2 separate regions of the Homo sapiens genome follow, and region 2 is linked to region 1. The links are chromatin contacts, found by Hi-C or POLR2A ChIA-PET in ENCODE. All regions are on one chromosome and are shown on one strand. Each heading gives the region's core, a stretch centred on a gene start or an enhancer-like site at or near the end of the contact. The rest is flanking DNA. Distances are from core to core; before and after follow the strand shown.

Region 1 (7,464 bases), core at 1,448-3,947:
CAAGCAATGGCCCAGTGACCAGAGCAGATTTTGCATAACACACTGAGTGTTTTCCAAGTTGATGTCCAGTATTCCAAATATTCTGTAGAAGACTTCATTATATGCTCTGTGTACTGTCTGAAGTTTTTTTTTTTTTTTAAAGAGTTTGGAAAATAACTCAAAAAGGGGCTATTCCTTGTCAAAGGGATTTTTGATTTAAATTATTTTAGTCTTGTTTTACTTCAGTGATTACAGGAATCTTTAATACAAAAGATCTGGGACTCTTTCAAACATGAAAGACTAGAAAAGAATTAGATTTTTCCTTTTCATGGTTCAGGTATGTTTTTTTGGTCACTTATACAACATTTAAATGACAATAGTATCTGGCGGTCACTTTAACTAGGAAGTGCAGGCAATGGTCACAATAGTATGGTCTGTGAAGTAGGGAGTCAAGGGTCAGAAATGTCAGATGGCCTTTGGAAGATTTCAGGGACCTCCGGGAACTTGAGCTAACTTATACCATATAAATTGGGCATAAAAGGGTGGGGGATTAGGAATTTTCTGCCATCAGGTTTGCTCTGAGTGTTGTTATCCTTTACCATAAAGATCACCTCAGAGAGAATTTTCCCTCAAGGCAGGAGCACCAGGGGCAGTCCCCTACAGTCTGCCACCTCAGCACTGAGAGCTGCACTGGTGCTTTCCACTTTCAACTTTGAATTTGGGCACCTTATGAAGTCTCTGAATCCCACTGCAGTTCTAAAGACTAAGGCTTTTTTTTTTTTTTTTCTAGCATCTCTAAACTTTAGCCTTTGGGGTGTATTATTCCCTCCTTCGATTTTTATGTTATATTGGCAGAAGAGAAGATGATAGCTGTGAAAAATGTAGCCTTCTTTGATTTTGTTACTAAGACATGATGACACCTGTTACTGTCTTTTAGTCAAAATAGGGGGAGGGGGGCAGAGAGTGAGCCGTGTAGGTCAAGGTCATTGGCAGGTGTTGGAGGTAGGGTCTGAGTCAGGAGTCCCCTGTCCTCTGGCACCTCAACAGGATTGTGGGGTTCTGAAGGACAGACTTAGTTTCCGCTTGGATTTGTTTCCATCTGGATTTGTTTGTTAAGTGAATGGTGACATATCATTTTACCAAAAAATTATTTTTAAGTACTTTTGAGGAGTCCGCCGCGGGAGTGACAGGAGTGGGGGGTTTTTCAAGCAAAGAGTGGCCTCTTGGGAGACTACAAGCTTCTCTCATTTGTCATCTTCGGGCAGAAACCCCCTAGACTGGGTGTCCTGGAGCCAAAACTTTGAACTGGCAACTTTTTCCCTTCTCTGCCAGCCCATGTATATCTTGTCCATAACACTCTCCACTCCAGTTCATTTCTCATTCTCTCCTACCTGTAGAGTGTACTCCAAAGAGAACTTAAACACCATCATGCAGATTAAACACCTCTACCACGAAAAACATTTATGTGTTCCTTTGGAAGTTTCCAACTCCCAGCCCTACTTTACTGGAGTCGTAGAGACCGAATGGAGGACCCCTTTTCAGGTCTTTATTTTTTTCTTAAGCTTAAAGTCAAATGCAGAACCTCACACAGGACTGATGTTTTCCATCAGGCGCTTTCATTCATTCAAAGTGGAAATGCTTTGGGAGTCCTTTCTACTTGCCTGGTTGACACATGACTGACCCAAGTCTCTGCGTAAAAAGCTGTCCACACGCTTCTGATTGGTTTAGTGGAGAAAACGCTCTGACCAGGGTCTACCCAGGTAACAGGATTCTAGCCCGGGCCCTGCACTGAGTAGCCAGCCTTTCTCTAGGCCTTGCTGAACTGTCAAACCGGGGTGCGGCTGGGCTAGATCCCAGAGGGTGGCAGTCCGGTCCCAAGTCCCGGGACCCGAGTCGGGAGGGGCTTCTGTATGTGAGTTTAAACGCGCGGGGATTCACCTGTGAACCCTGGGGTCTGCACTCCTGTACGTCCGTGACTGATGCAGATGCTCCGGCTTTGGGAACGCTGCTGAGAGCGCCAGAGCCACAAGGTGCTTGTGCTGCTGCTGCACCGCCCACGGGGCTCTTGGGCCCATCTGCTTGGGCCAGCGCACCCCCCATCCGTATTGATTTCCGCTGCCCCCAAGGAGCTCCCGGGACTGTGTCCTGCCCCAGCTCGCTCCTGTGGCCTCCCAGTTCCTTTTTCTGTTTCTTTCTTTCCTCCTGGCTGCAATACTCCAGAGAAGGGAAGTGTTTGAAACTGCAACTGAGTGGCGTTGTTGCGCCGGCAGCCGAGCCTCCCAGTCCCCCAACGAGAAAGAGAGAGAGAGAGAGAGAGAGAGAAATTGAGAGAGAGAGAGAGAGAGAGAGAGAGAGAGAGAGAGAAGGGGGGGGAGGTGTGTGTCTGCGTACGAGAGAGCGCTCTGGAGCAAAGCAGCTGGAAAATGCCCAGAAATACTTTCACAGCGGTCAAGCTGGAACCCCCCGCGTGTCCTCCCCCTTCCCGCTCCTCCCGGCCTAGACCCCGCGCCCCCCGCAGGGAGGGTGTGCGCCCCACCTGCCACCGGGCTGCTCCGGGTGGTAGAAAGGGGTGACGGGGGACGGGGGCGGGGGCGGGTGGCGGCGCGGGGGTGAGAACCCGGAGGCGGCGGGGCCCTGGGCCGGGCTGCCCGCGGGACCGCGCGGCCGCCTCCCCCCGCCGCCGCCGCCGCCTCCCCCTCCTCCTCCTCCGCCGCCGCCGCCGGTCGCCTGTCTCCGCGCCGGGCATGCCTCGGGAGCCGGGGCGGCCCGGGCCGCGGGCGCTCTGCGGCGCATGGACGGCGGCGGCGCCGGGCGAGCAGCGGGAGGAGAAGGCGCAGGCGGCGGCGGAAGCGGCGACCCACGGCTGGGAGCACCGGCGGCGCGAGGGGACGGCCGGCCGCCCGCGAGGCTCCGGCCCCACTACTTTTCCGTAGCCTCCCCACCTCAGCAGCACGGCCGCCGCCGCCGCCGCCGCCGCCGCCACGGCCACGGCCACGGCCCCGGCCCCGGCCACCGCCCGCCGGGCAGCCCAGAGCGCCGCGCACGGCCGCACTCTCCCGCCACCCCACGCACACGCACACCCCCGCCCGCCCACGCCCCCCACCCGGGAGGGGGGAGAGAGGCAAAAAGTAAGAGAGGAAAAAAAATAGCAGGAAGATGGCGCCCACCAAGCCCAGCTTTCAGCAGGATCCTTCCAGGCGAGAACGGTAACACTTTTCTGTTTATTGAACCTGCCGCCGGGCCGCTGCTCCCGCCGCCGCCGCCTCCGCCGCCGAGGGCCCCTCTCCGCAGCCCGCCCGCCTCCTGGGCCGCGAGCCCGCGGGGACCTCGTCTGGGCGCAGCGCTCGCCCGGGGCCCCGCGCATTGTCCCCGCGGCGGCTGCGGCAGCGAGAGGCTCTGGCGGCGGCCGGGCTCTCTGAGCAGTCGCACCTCCTCGGCTCGGCGAATAGAGTGACTCACTGACAAAAAAAAAAAAAAAAAGAAGAAAGAAACAGAAAAGAGAAAAAGAAAAAGAAACAAACAGATGCGAAGGCGCTGCCGTGTGACGGGAGCAGCAGCGAGGGTGGGGGGCCGGGGATCCCCGGGGCCGCCGCAGGTCCCCTAGCAGCTGCTCTCGAGGAAGGGAATGAGGCTGGGGAGGGGGAGGGAAGGCGGCGAGCAGGGGGAGGAGGCGAGGAGCAGGAGGAGGAGGCCGGGGGCGGGGAGCGCGGAGCTCGCGCCAGGCCCGGAATGTGTCGCGGAGGGGCCGGCTCCGTCTCCGCGCGAGCAGCTAGGCCGGGCCGAGCCCAGAGGAGCGCGGCCGCCGCCTCCCTGCCTCCCGGGCTGCGCCCTCCGCTCGGCAACTTGTGGGTCTCCCGCTCTGCCCTCCGCTCTCATCTTCCCCTCCTCTCCATACCCCTCCCAAAGGAAAAAGAAAAATAAAGAAGAAAACCCTCAAATCCAAATAAGCAAACAAACAGCGAGATCCAAAATGTGTCAGCAGTTGGAGCATCTATGCCCCGTTAGTTACTGTTTGGGGATCTGTGTTTTAAAAAGTTCCTGGTGAGAATTGCATATCCAAGCAAGGGGCTCAGTCGAGCATGTCTATTTGAAGTTAGTTAAACTAGTACAGCCACAGGGAAAGGGAGTTTGTGTTCAAAATACCCGTAACTGTTCTACGTGAGTAGCATTGATAGATTTTCAGAGTAACTCAGCACCCCCTCCCCATCACCACCAACGTGGTTTTCCCTCCTGCTGTCCACCCAGCCTACTTTCTTTGGAATCCTATTTACTATTAATTGGCAACGTTAATGACATTAATTGCATATAGCATATTGGTTTGAGCAAAGTGGATATCTCTTTCTGTCTCCGAAGAGGAAAGGCGCAGTAGGAAGTATGAAACGTCACCCACTGATTCATGAGGAAAACAAATACAGTAAGATATATGCACCCCCACCCGCAGCAGGCGCGTTGATTTTCCTCACAGGCTTAAGTGAACTTGAAAAGAAGACAAAGGATGTGCTTAGTTGCAAGATTTAATTATTATAACATAGTTTTATTTTTGATGCAACATAATATTTAACCTATAGCTTACATCAGAAGACGATAAGGGGATATTCAGACATCCATTCATTTAAAAGGCTTCTATTGTACTGTTGCTTATTTCTTTCATACGATAGGGAAGGCACAATTGTCAGGATTAAGGAAATACTTTTGTTAAGTAGATACATAATTGACTAATTCTGAACTCTAGATGATTCTGTAAACATCATATATCAGAGAGTAAATCATACATAATCCAGTTTTTAAAGATGTTAAATGTGTATAGCATTAACTATTGCTCCCAAACTGTAGAAAATCTGACAACTCATACAGCTAAAATGAGTATTTACTTCTTAAGAAGTATCAGTGTTTCATGAAGAATTCACACTTTACTCTTGTAGTAGAAAAAATAATTTCTCAGAGCATTGTGCAAGGATTTTAAAAATTATTTTTTATCTAACATGAAGATGAATACTTTTTGAAATCTGAGGTTTATAATTGGTTTTCTTCCCCCTCCCCTCCCCTCCCCTTCCCTCCTCCCTCCCTCCCTTCCCCTCCTCCCTCCTTTCCCCTCCTCCCTCCTTCCCCTCCCCTCCTCCCTCCCTCCCTCCCTCCCTCCCTCCCTCCCTCCTTCCTTCCTTCCTTCCTTCCTTCCTTCCTTCCTTCCTTCTTCCCAGTTCTGTTGTTAATAAATATGTTTACTGGGATGGCCCCAGTAATCTCTCTAGCAAAGGCCTATTCGTGTGCCATTTTAGGAATTTCTCTGAGATAAGAATCTCGGAGATAGAATTAATTTCTAGGGGAAACTTCATAGCCTGTGCATGAGTGCGTTCTTTATCACCTGTCTCCATTTGGCATTCGAAGAAGGTAAATCAAAGTGTGCGATTTGTTATTCTGCTCCACTTGAGAGCTGAACTAAATAACACTTGGTCTGAAATTCTGATTGAAGTTGTAGGAGGATATACTGTATTTAATTTAATGCCCTTTAATAGCATCTTCTTGTTCAGCTTGGATGCTGTCATTTTAAAGGTTGGATCTGAGAAGGTTTAACCTGTATGGAGAAGGAGGAGTAATAACAGCGGGGTGGGGGCAGGAGCACTGTGGAAGATAGGAAGGAAGGAGTTATAAACTAAACCTTTCAAAAGGCAACAACCGCAAACTTGGTCCCTTATCCAAACAGTTGTTTTATGCCCCAAGGGTTCACTTTGTTGTCAGGGTTTTAAATGCTCTTAACACTTTAAGTGTAAACATTACACATGTAAGTTGATTTGGCTTTGTAATGAGAAATGGGAAATCAGATGATTTGTTTAGGAGGGGGCTGTTTTTCATACTTGCTTCAAGTAAGTGAGTAATTCCACCTTTATTTGCACATTGTGCCTAGAACTTGTTGGTTAACAAGTATTTCCTTGTAGCAGTTGAACACAAATATGTTTATAAAAGATGACTTTCTGTGGATATGTTTTAAATGGTATCCTCCTATTTATTTAAAAAAATGTTTTCAAAATCATTGATTTCACAGAGGCATTTATGGACAGTTTATTCTTTACTGCTTTTCAAATATATTAGTAATCTGAAACTTACAGAGAAAAATATATCTTTTGAATTGTCTCATTTATTTATGAAATGTCTAACCTGTGTATAGTAATACAGTACCAAAGTCATTTCCTTATAGTAATGTTTATAATGTAAATTTCAGAAAAATAAGCTCGTTCTTGATAATGTCTTTGGTTACTATTTAGTGCTCCTTACATTTCTCTGAATTACATATACAGAAAGTGTCTCTTTAGAGCCTGAAAGAACAAGTTGAAAACCTTGTGTACATAAACTTGTTTGATTTTCTTTAAACGCCAATAGACTGCAAATTATATAGCACTACCACAAAGTTTTTCTACTATGTGGATGTATAACCAAAAAAATTAGACAGAGAGAAGTGTCAAGCATGTGATATGCCCATGCTGATTTGCAAAGCGTATCCCAGTAGCACAAGGCTTTTGGTTTAAAAAGTAAAGGTGGTGGAGACTGGTTTTTGGAGGTATTTCTATCTACAGTATAAGCTTAAATAGGGGTGATAAATGATTATATGCATTGTCTAACACTTGCTTATATATATAAATAGCTCCACAAGATTGCTTAAATGATAATCGAAAATATGAAATAGGATGGCCTTCATATCACAAGGCCAAGGGTCTACAAATGGAAAAACTGAAATAATGAAATATTTCCAAGGCAACAGACTGTCAACAAGAACTGTAATGCATGGGCATATCATGATCCACCAGAGAGGATATTAGATCGTATAGCTCCAGAGCCAGGAGTTATAATGACCTTTATTATGTAAGACCCTCCCTCATTACAACATCTTTTCAGATTTCCAATTTCTGATTTATGAATTGAAAGACATATAACTACTCCACATGTGCAATATGCCAATCACTAGATTTGATTCCTTACAGTGAGCAAATGAGCAAACTTGAATTCAACATTATTCGATACTTTTTTTTTTTTAAAGTTACATGAGGTGTTTTCACCTAGTAGTGTTATTAGTAAGGTTTTGGTTTCTGTGTCTTTATATAGTCTTAAAAATATGGCTAAAAGTGATGTGTAATTAATATCTCAGCAATCAATTGGTAAGACTTATACTGTACTTCAAATATAATCCAGAAATTGGAGCAGTTTGATAATTTTAGTCATATGAATTTTGATCTTCCCCTGTAATTCTTCTACCCAATGGCTGGCCCTATACTATAATATAGCTATTTTATGAGAAGGCCAGAATACTTATGAACCACCTTACTCCTCTTCCCTGCCCCAGATCCTGGTCTGGGATTCAGTGCTATGTTACAATTGTGTCTGTTTGAAGTAGGACCTGCTGCTAGGATCCCCTGCTCTGTGGTGAGGTTTTCTATGGCTTCTGTAAAGCAACACTTTTGGGGAAGCATTATTTATTTTCTTAAGCAGTAGGTC
Region 2 (7,464 bases), core at 2,192-4,691, 630 kb after region 1:
AACCAAATGATAGAAACCGAGCTTTTGTTAACTCGGTATTACTATTCTTGTATCTTATTGAAAGATCTGGTTTTGTAATAGCCTTTAACAGACTTTAAGCCTTGTCTTAATCTGTCTGGGACCTAGTATTGAGAATCTTCAATTTTGAAATCGGTGAGCCACCATGTCGCGATGTTGTTATTACCATACAGAACTGGAAACACCACTGTTTGTTGTTCTGCAATGCACATATTCATGTTTCATGCAGGGTATCCAGCAAAGTTTAATAAGCCAGTAAAGAAGAAGGGTGAATAATTAGTTTAAGCAGGTAAATGCTAATTAGGGAACTCCTGAAAAGCATCCATTATATACTAGCTCAAAACACATTTTACAGCCCTGCTTAGTGGTGTAATCCAAATTCTGTCAAGGCAACTGCATTTTCTGTAATTGAGATGTGTATGTTTGCTTTGCATAACAGATGGCTCTGTATGCTTAGACTGATAGCTAGGAAAATAATAATTGCATTATTCTGGCCAAAAGAATATTAGCTCTTGGGTTTTGGCCATTTCAGTCAGTCCTCCTGCCAGCACAGCATATGCACATATATGGATCGGATTTTCAAGGAAATTGATGCATCTGGAATAGTGCGGCCATCTGAAATATCATCTGTTCAAGAAAAATTTGGCTTTAACCCTATGCTGGTTTCTCCTTAAAAGTATTTTATTTAGCTGCTTTTCTACTGTATCATTAAGTAAAATCTGAGACAAATAATTGACGCTTCTGTGAAATAAAGCAACTGTGTAGACATGGTACAGTATCTGGCAATTTTTGTGCAGTCAGTCCTTGCTTTTATATATAATGGGTTTTAAAGCACGTACCAGTAGTCGGCATCTTGACTTATCCAGGGGCAGACCCTGGCCAAAATGTGCCATTGCCTTCTTCTCCTGTGGTGGATGTGTTCAGTGTTGGCAGAAACTGTCAAATATGCAGGTAGAGGCTATGAGATAGGAGACATGGGCCTTCATTTGGCAGCACTATACAACTGAATTGATGAGGGGTCAATCAGTAGAAAGTGATTTTTGCATATACCAATTTATGTATTTAAAAGTGATTTTTGCGTATACCAGTTTATGTATTTAGAGTTCAAAACTAAAGCTTAAGTATAGTTCTGCATTAATATGAAAAGAATCTGATAAGAACATGATATATTTTTAAAAGCCCAAAGCATGAGGGAAAAACAAAAAATCTATGCTAAAACTCTGGAAAAGAGTTTTCAACCCAGTTTGAGTCCTAATAGAGAAATAGAGGTCCCCAAGATACAACTCTTTCCAAGTTTCATCAATGCCCTTTTTCAGTTTTAGGGGTTGTGGGGTGATATACAAAGTAAATATACTCTAAGTAAATTAAGCATTTGTTCTTTTATGAGCACACACACACACACACACCCTTAATCAAATGCAAACCAAATGCTCTGCTTGTATGCTACAACTTTGGCTAAGTGGTTATTCTATCAAATTCTAGACAGTGATAAGGAATCTGTAAAGTTATGGACCCTCCTTTCCTTTCCAAATAGTTTTGTTAAATAAAGACAATGTGTAACTCTGTCATCAAAGACTTGTCCAGTGAAATTGTTCAGGAGGACTGTGAGCATGTCAGTTTGTTACAGAGCATAGCTATGTCTGTATTGCTAACTCTCAAGATATCCCTTCCTCAGTTTTATTTTCTTTCAATGTGTACATAAATGTGGTGGCTTTAAAACAGCTTATGCTCAGGATAGAATTAGGATTCTTTTTTGGCTCACAAGAAAACAAGATAGGGAAACTTCTACTGAGCTCTGTTGTGTAGCATGGGGATAGAGACAGCCAGAGCGGATTTTCTCTTTGACTCTCCCTTGGGTGGGACAGCTCCTGGTGTCCAGGGCATGTGCATGCCAGGTATTCTCTTTAAAGTATTCTCATCTTGTTGTAATTATGGGAATGAGTGAATGATGATGATTTCTGAAGCTCCTCAACAGTCCTCTTGACTTTGCCAGATACACATACATACACACACACACACACACACAGAGAGAGAGAGAGAGAGAGAGAGAGAGGAGAGATGTATATATTTAACCTAACAACATCCAAGAACTGGTTTCAGGTTATAGAAGTATGCACTGTTGACTTGCTTTCCTGTGTAAAAATGATGCCCAGTTACTCACCAAGAGGCCTTATCTTAAAGGAAGATTCCCACATACTGATGCTGAGTTTGGCTTGCATAGAGACTGAATAACTTGTTATACCTGATGATGGCATTCAGAGCTGTTCATGACAGCTCTGCTTTCTAGCTATAATGGAACAGGCAGAAGTGAAAATGAATTAAGAAAACAGAATGGGTTCCCTAACACTGAAAATGTAGCAATGATATATAGCCAGCGTTTATGAAATCTCTTCCAAAATGTAAGGGGCTTAATCGCCAAAGAATCCAAAAGAGACTTTACATGATAAATAAAAAGTATTTCTAGTTGATACAGGATTTAAAGCTTAGAGAAATATTTATTTGTTGGCTTATACTCTCCTCTTTCCACAAAGGATTTCAAATAGCTTACATAAACACATATGATAAAAATAATGTCAAAATAGAACTAGGGAATAAGGAAAAGGAGATAAGCAAAAGTAGGTAAACTGTTACCACATAGTAGGAAAACACAACAAAGAGGCTCATAAAAAGACCATTTATTATAAATGGTCTTTATTAAAGTTTCAGATGTAACCATGAGCTTCATGGTAACCAAAGCAAAAAGGGAAATCCAGTAAACCATCAAAAATGAAAAACCATTGTTTCTTAAGGAAGGCAAAGTTTTTCTGGGACTGAAATCTGAAAATCTCACGTAGGATTTTGGAAGAGCTAACCTGTAGATTATGACATTGATTTGCTTCCACTGGAGTCCATATTCACAGCAAGGCTGTCGTGATCTACACAGCAAACACAAAGACCCAAATTACAAATCTCATAAGCAGGCAGAAGCCCATTCCCCGCCAGCCATAGCTGTGCGGAAGACCATCGGAGAGCGATGTTCTGTTCCCGCATCCAGGCCTCACAATAGCATTGGCTAGTTTGGTGGTTTACAGGGTTTCAAACTGGCTTTCCTTCACCCATACTCACATCCTGCATTTTCTTCTAAGCCCTCATGAGAAATTCACATTATCGTTGCCAGAGGCAGAGGACATGAGAGACTCAGTTAACCAGAGAATACAATTGGACTCACATCCTCTGAAAACATTTTTTCTGGAAAGTGAGGTGAGACAGGATAATTCTGATGCACACCTATCCCAGCAAAGTGCATTCAAGTTAATATAGGGTCCTGTTTACAACAAAAATGAGATCTAGAGCAAGCCAGGAAATTTACACATTTGTATGGGGTGATACCATTAGAAAATACCCTACGTGCCAGCTAAAACCTCTCTTGAAATGTGTTCTAATCACCCCCCACTGCCTCCAGTCCCCTCCTGCACATAATGAGTCACTTCCCTTTTTCTCACCAAGTCCTCACCCTTATATAAGGTATTTCCTGACTATTGTAAGCCAGCCAGAAGGTAGCTGCAGACAAGGTTACAAATTGGCTTGATTCAAGGCAGCTTGCTGAAAAGGGCAGGGTGGCTGCAGATTATAATAAGAGTTAATAGAGGTGAAGGTGAAAGGGGGTAAGTGGTTGTTTTAAATTTGGTATTTTTTTTAAGCCATGCAGATATATTTGCCATAAACTCCTTTCCTTATCCTGTTGTTCATCTCCATATTTTAGATTTCTCTGCATTTGTTATATAAAATGGCAAATAAAATTACAGCTACAGCACACAAGTACAAGGTCAAATAAATGACAGAGCTCAGTCTATTTGTGAAGCTATTCTGAAAGGGAACCATGGTGCCAAATGTGGTTTATTTGAATAATAAAGAAGAATTAGATTCCCCTGATAACTTGGCCGAGGGCCAATAAATCACTGGAGGTTAAAGATGCTTTGCAACCGCCATGTCTTTCTTTTGCTTTTCCAAAGTGCAAGGCTCACTCTTCCATTCTGTGTTTTTCAATGCAAATCAAGTTGAGGTTAGTATGTGGCTAATACTCTTACTTCCCTGCTTGTAGAAGATATATATATTTCTTTAGTGGGGTTGAAAAAAAAAAGAAGACATTAGCTTTCCTTGTAAGTTATTATTCTTGTTTGGCATCATGACATCCTAAAGAGCTGGAATATAAAGACAAAAAAGGTATTATTTCAACACAGCAGAGGGATTACAATGATGGAGCCAAGTGTTAGCATTTTTGCAGTTGGTGTTCTAAATGTATTCAATGCTAGGATAACTGGAGTTCTTTTAATAAATGAATGCAAATACTGCTTTATGGCCCCCCTTTTCAAAACGTTTCAAGTAGACATACCTTAATTTTTTTAAAAAAAAGCAGAAAAATATATAATTTTCTGCAGCTTGTGACCACCCCCCTGCCACCCCAACCAGCAAGTCTACATTTGTCTCCTGTACACTAATCATGAAAAGTTCATCACTTCTGGGTGTAACAAAGAAAAATGCCCTTTTGAATGTGGAAGCTCTGAGGGTTTGGAGACTATTGAGAAAATATAAGTATCAAAATAATTCAGAAACAGTACAAGGCACAGTGGCACATTATCAATTTACAACATTTAAATTGATAAATGCTTGGTGGTGAAGGCCTACAAGGGCACTTTGAAAAGCAAATAGCGACCTGGTGAAGAAATTGATTTTTCCCCCCCGAAAATGACTGCATGATGCATCATTTGACTGCATGCTGTCCGAGTGCTTGACAGAGATAATCTCAGCAATCCCACGGGTGACCTTATCGTTCTCACCAGGGCAACTTTGTCTACGTTCTGACTTTGTGCATGTCAAGGTTCCTCCCGGCAGGATCCTTGGGGGAAAAAGTTCCTCTGTTCGATCCAGATATTGAACTGCTCGTTCTTCCCCCCTTTTCCTTCCACCCCACCCTTCCAAATAGGCAAACACGCCTCTTTATTTCATCCATAATTATGAACGAGCCAGGCAGAAGAATACAGCTCTGTGCTCTGTATCTTTGTTGAAGCTCCTAATGCCTTTTAGTTCATAGTTCTTAGGTGATCATCTATATTGGCAGGGATCTTTTCATCAGAAAGAGTAGAAAAAATCCCTAATGTTCTCCTATAATGCATCGCCACCTTGAGCAGAGTGGAAAAACCTTACCAGTTTCTTTCTTCTCTGTAGTTGCAGGGTGTTTTATTTTCCTCCCTCCCCTGTCATCTTTACATAGAACCCTTCTGAAACTGTCTTAAGTCATACATGTCAGTATCTAACAATATTATTCTCTTGCAATCCAGTGATTTAAGGTATTTCTCTTATAACCTTAAAATTATGTAACAATGACATAAGGCCCAGAAAACATGTCACCTGTGCTATTTGGCTTTGAATCCCAGTGGCAGCCTCTTTGCAGAGATTTGATAGAATCCACAGGGCTTCTTCAGGACCGTTGGTGTTTGGAAAGTATTTTTCTTCCACAGGGTAATAATCGACAATTTTTTTACGCCTAGAATTTTTCTGTTGATATGTATGGATGTGTGGATGTGTATGTCTGTTGATCAGTAATCTTCCTGCCACACAGCTTGTCGTTGATAATTACAATTCTTGATTAGCCACTTCTTGAAAGCAGCAAATACCCTGCCTGGTGTGGCACCCTGAAGCTTCAGTCCCCACTGCCTCTGACACCCTCAGTTCACCATATTCAACCCCTTTTACCTCCTTCTTTCATCCACAACATTAATTCTGAGTGAACAAGACGTGCTTCCTTGCTTTTGACAAGATTTGCTGCAGTCTCATGCGACAAAAACCCAACACTCATTCCAGATTCAGAAAGTAGGATTTATAACAGCATTTTAATTTAATGTTGGATGTCGAACATATAAAGAGATCACAGTAGTACTAGAGCTGAAAATTGATGCCTTTTTTATTAGTGTCCTCTCAGAAGTGGGTGAGACGCTGTTTGTGCAATGGAGCACAGAGCAGCACAGTCAGATGAATGAGGATATGCTATCTGCAAGGAATCATATTTCAAGCCACTGTCGGCCTCTATTGATGTGCTCAGAGTTGAAAGGTTATGCTAGTAAATGCCATCCGAATTTCCAGCATTAGAAATCGGTAGAATAATCTGCTGGCTGTCACTCTATGCTTAGCCTGAATGCACTGCGTGGGGATGTTTTACTTATTTTAACTCCAAATTAATTTCTTATTACAGGTGCATTTCTTTCTCTCCTCATGCTTTCATCAGTGCCCAAATGGGACTGATTTTTAACAGGTCTTCAGAGTAGACCACTATCTGTGAAAGAGAATGAAAGAAATGTGCGTCATCATACGTGAGAATCATGTTATTCTTATTTGTTCCTTTGAACATATTTTTCCAGACAGTGAGGCTAAAACACAGGAAGTTTGTGCACAGCGAGCTGTTCTTGTTAGACTGAATCATAGAATCTCAGGATAATTCAAGATAAGCTTACCATTTTCAAATGTATGAATCGAAAACCTACATTGCTTCTTAATTTCTGGACTTAAAGTGAGCAAGACAAAAAAAGGAAGATGGAGTATTCTTCATTTTATAGTTGAAGAGATCTAAAGTCAGAAAAAAAATACTTTGTAAGGAGCTAGTTCATTTTATTTGTGTGGATTAAACAGTATTTTCAGATTCATTTTGAAGTAGAGCACTGAGCAAAAGTAAGATTAAGAAAATTTAGTCATCATTCTAAGTCTGTAATTTATTCATATTTAAATAATGAAACGGTGTTTTTCTGAATTAACCCATGTATTATTCATGCAGGCGTTGGCAATATAATGTCCCTGGTTTTCTGGAAAGCAATATGCATTTCTTTGCCTGACAAGCAGTATTTTCTATATGGTATTAATTTAATGGCTTATTTTATTATGCAAAGTTAGAAAGTAAAGATAATTTCTGTCCATAATGCGGTGCTTATATGGGCAATATATGCAAAATAATACCTCTACACTAAAGCCAGCTATCCTTTCTCAGTTAGCTTGGACCCTATAAGAATGATGAGTGAATGCAAACTGCTCATATGAAGAAAAAGAAATAACTTGACCTTCTGGGAAGGAGGTCTAAAATCATTAAATTCATGTGAAATCCAAATTTCATTTCTATACACACACATTCAATCTATATTGGGTTTTAGCTCTTACATAAGAAGATAAGGTTTCATGACAGAAGTAACATGGCAACAATTTCAGTGATAATTTCAGTAGGACTGTAATAAGGAAATTGACTTTAGATTTTTGCATAAGTTCTAGAACTAGGCTGGTAACCTGAAAATTGATGTCAGTTTTAGACAACAAATGCCCTATGGCTTTTTATCTTTCATCCTCACTCCCTTCTTTGGAATGACAGTCCAAAGATATAATCTCTTTTTCTTAAAATCATCATTGTTAAAGAGACTGATAGCAGTT

Evidence for each region. A loop is a pair of places that touch in the nucleus more often than their neighbours do. ChIA-PET counts read pairs that join two places held with the same protein, here RNA polymerase II (POLR2A).
Region 2: a loop to region 1 is called in a map of endothelial cell of umbilical vein, with 2.7 times the contacts of the local background. The contact joins the enhancer-like site here to the promoter of NPAS3 in region 1. A Hi-C loop is called at or near these places in 1 of 168 maps with a recorded cell type or tissue (endothelial cell of umbilical vein). POLR2A ChIA-PET finds 5 or more read pairs at or near these places in 1 of 52 experiments (SK-N-SH).

What each region holds. Positions count from the first base shown.
Region 1 is chr14:32,936,182-32,943,645 of GRCh38, forward strand. NPAS3 (neuronal PAS domain protein 3) reads left to right here and starts at 2,698. Exons shown (of 12, transcript NM_001164749.2): 1 at 2,698-3,185. The coding sequence starts at 3,136.
Region 2 is chr14:33,561,495-33,568,958 of GRCh38, forward strand. The region is part of intron 5 of NPAS3 (neuronal PAS domain protein 3); the gene reads left to right. Among named protein-coding and RNA genes, the nearest start is that of SNORA89, 140 kb to the right of the region's middle. RefSeq lists an enhancer at 3,042-3,571. Within about 2 kb of position 3,442, at least 2 of the 41 ENCODE cell types and tissues checked have a DNase peak (open chromatin) inside an H3K27ac peak, as active enhancers do; they include endothelial cell of umbilical vein, where a contact is called at or near this core.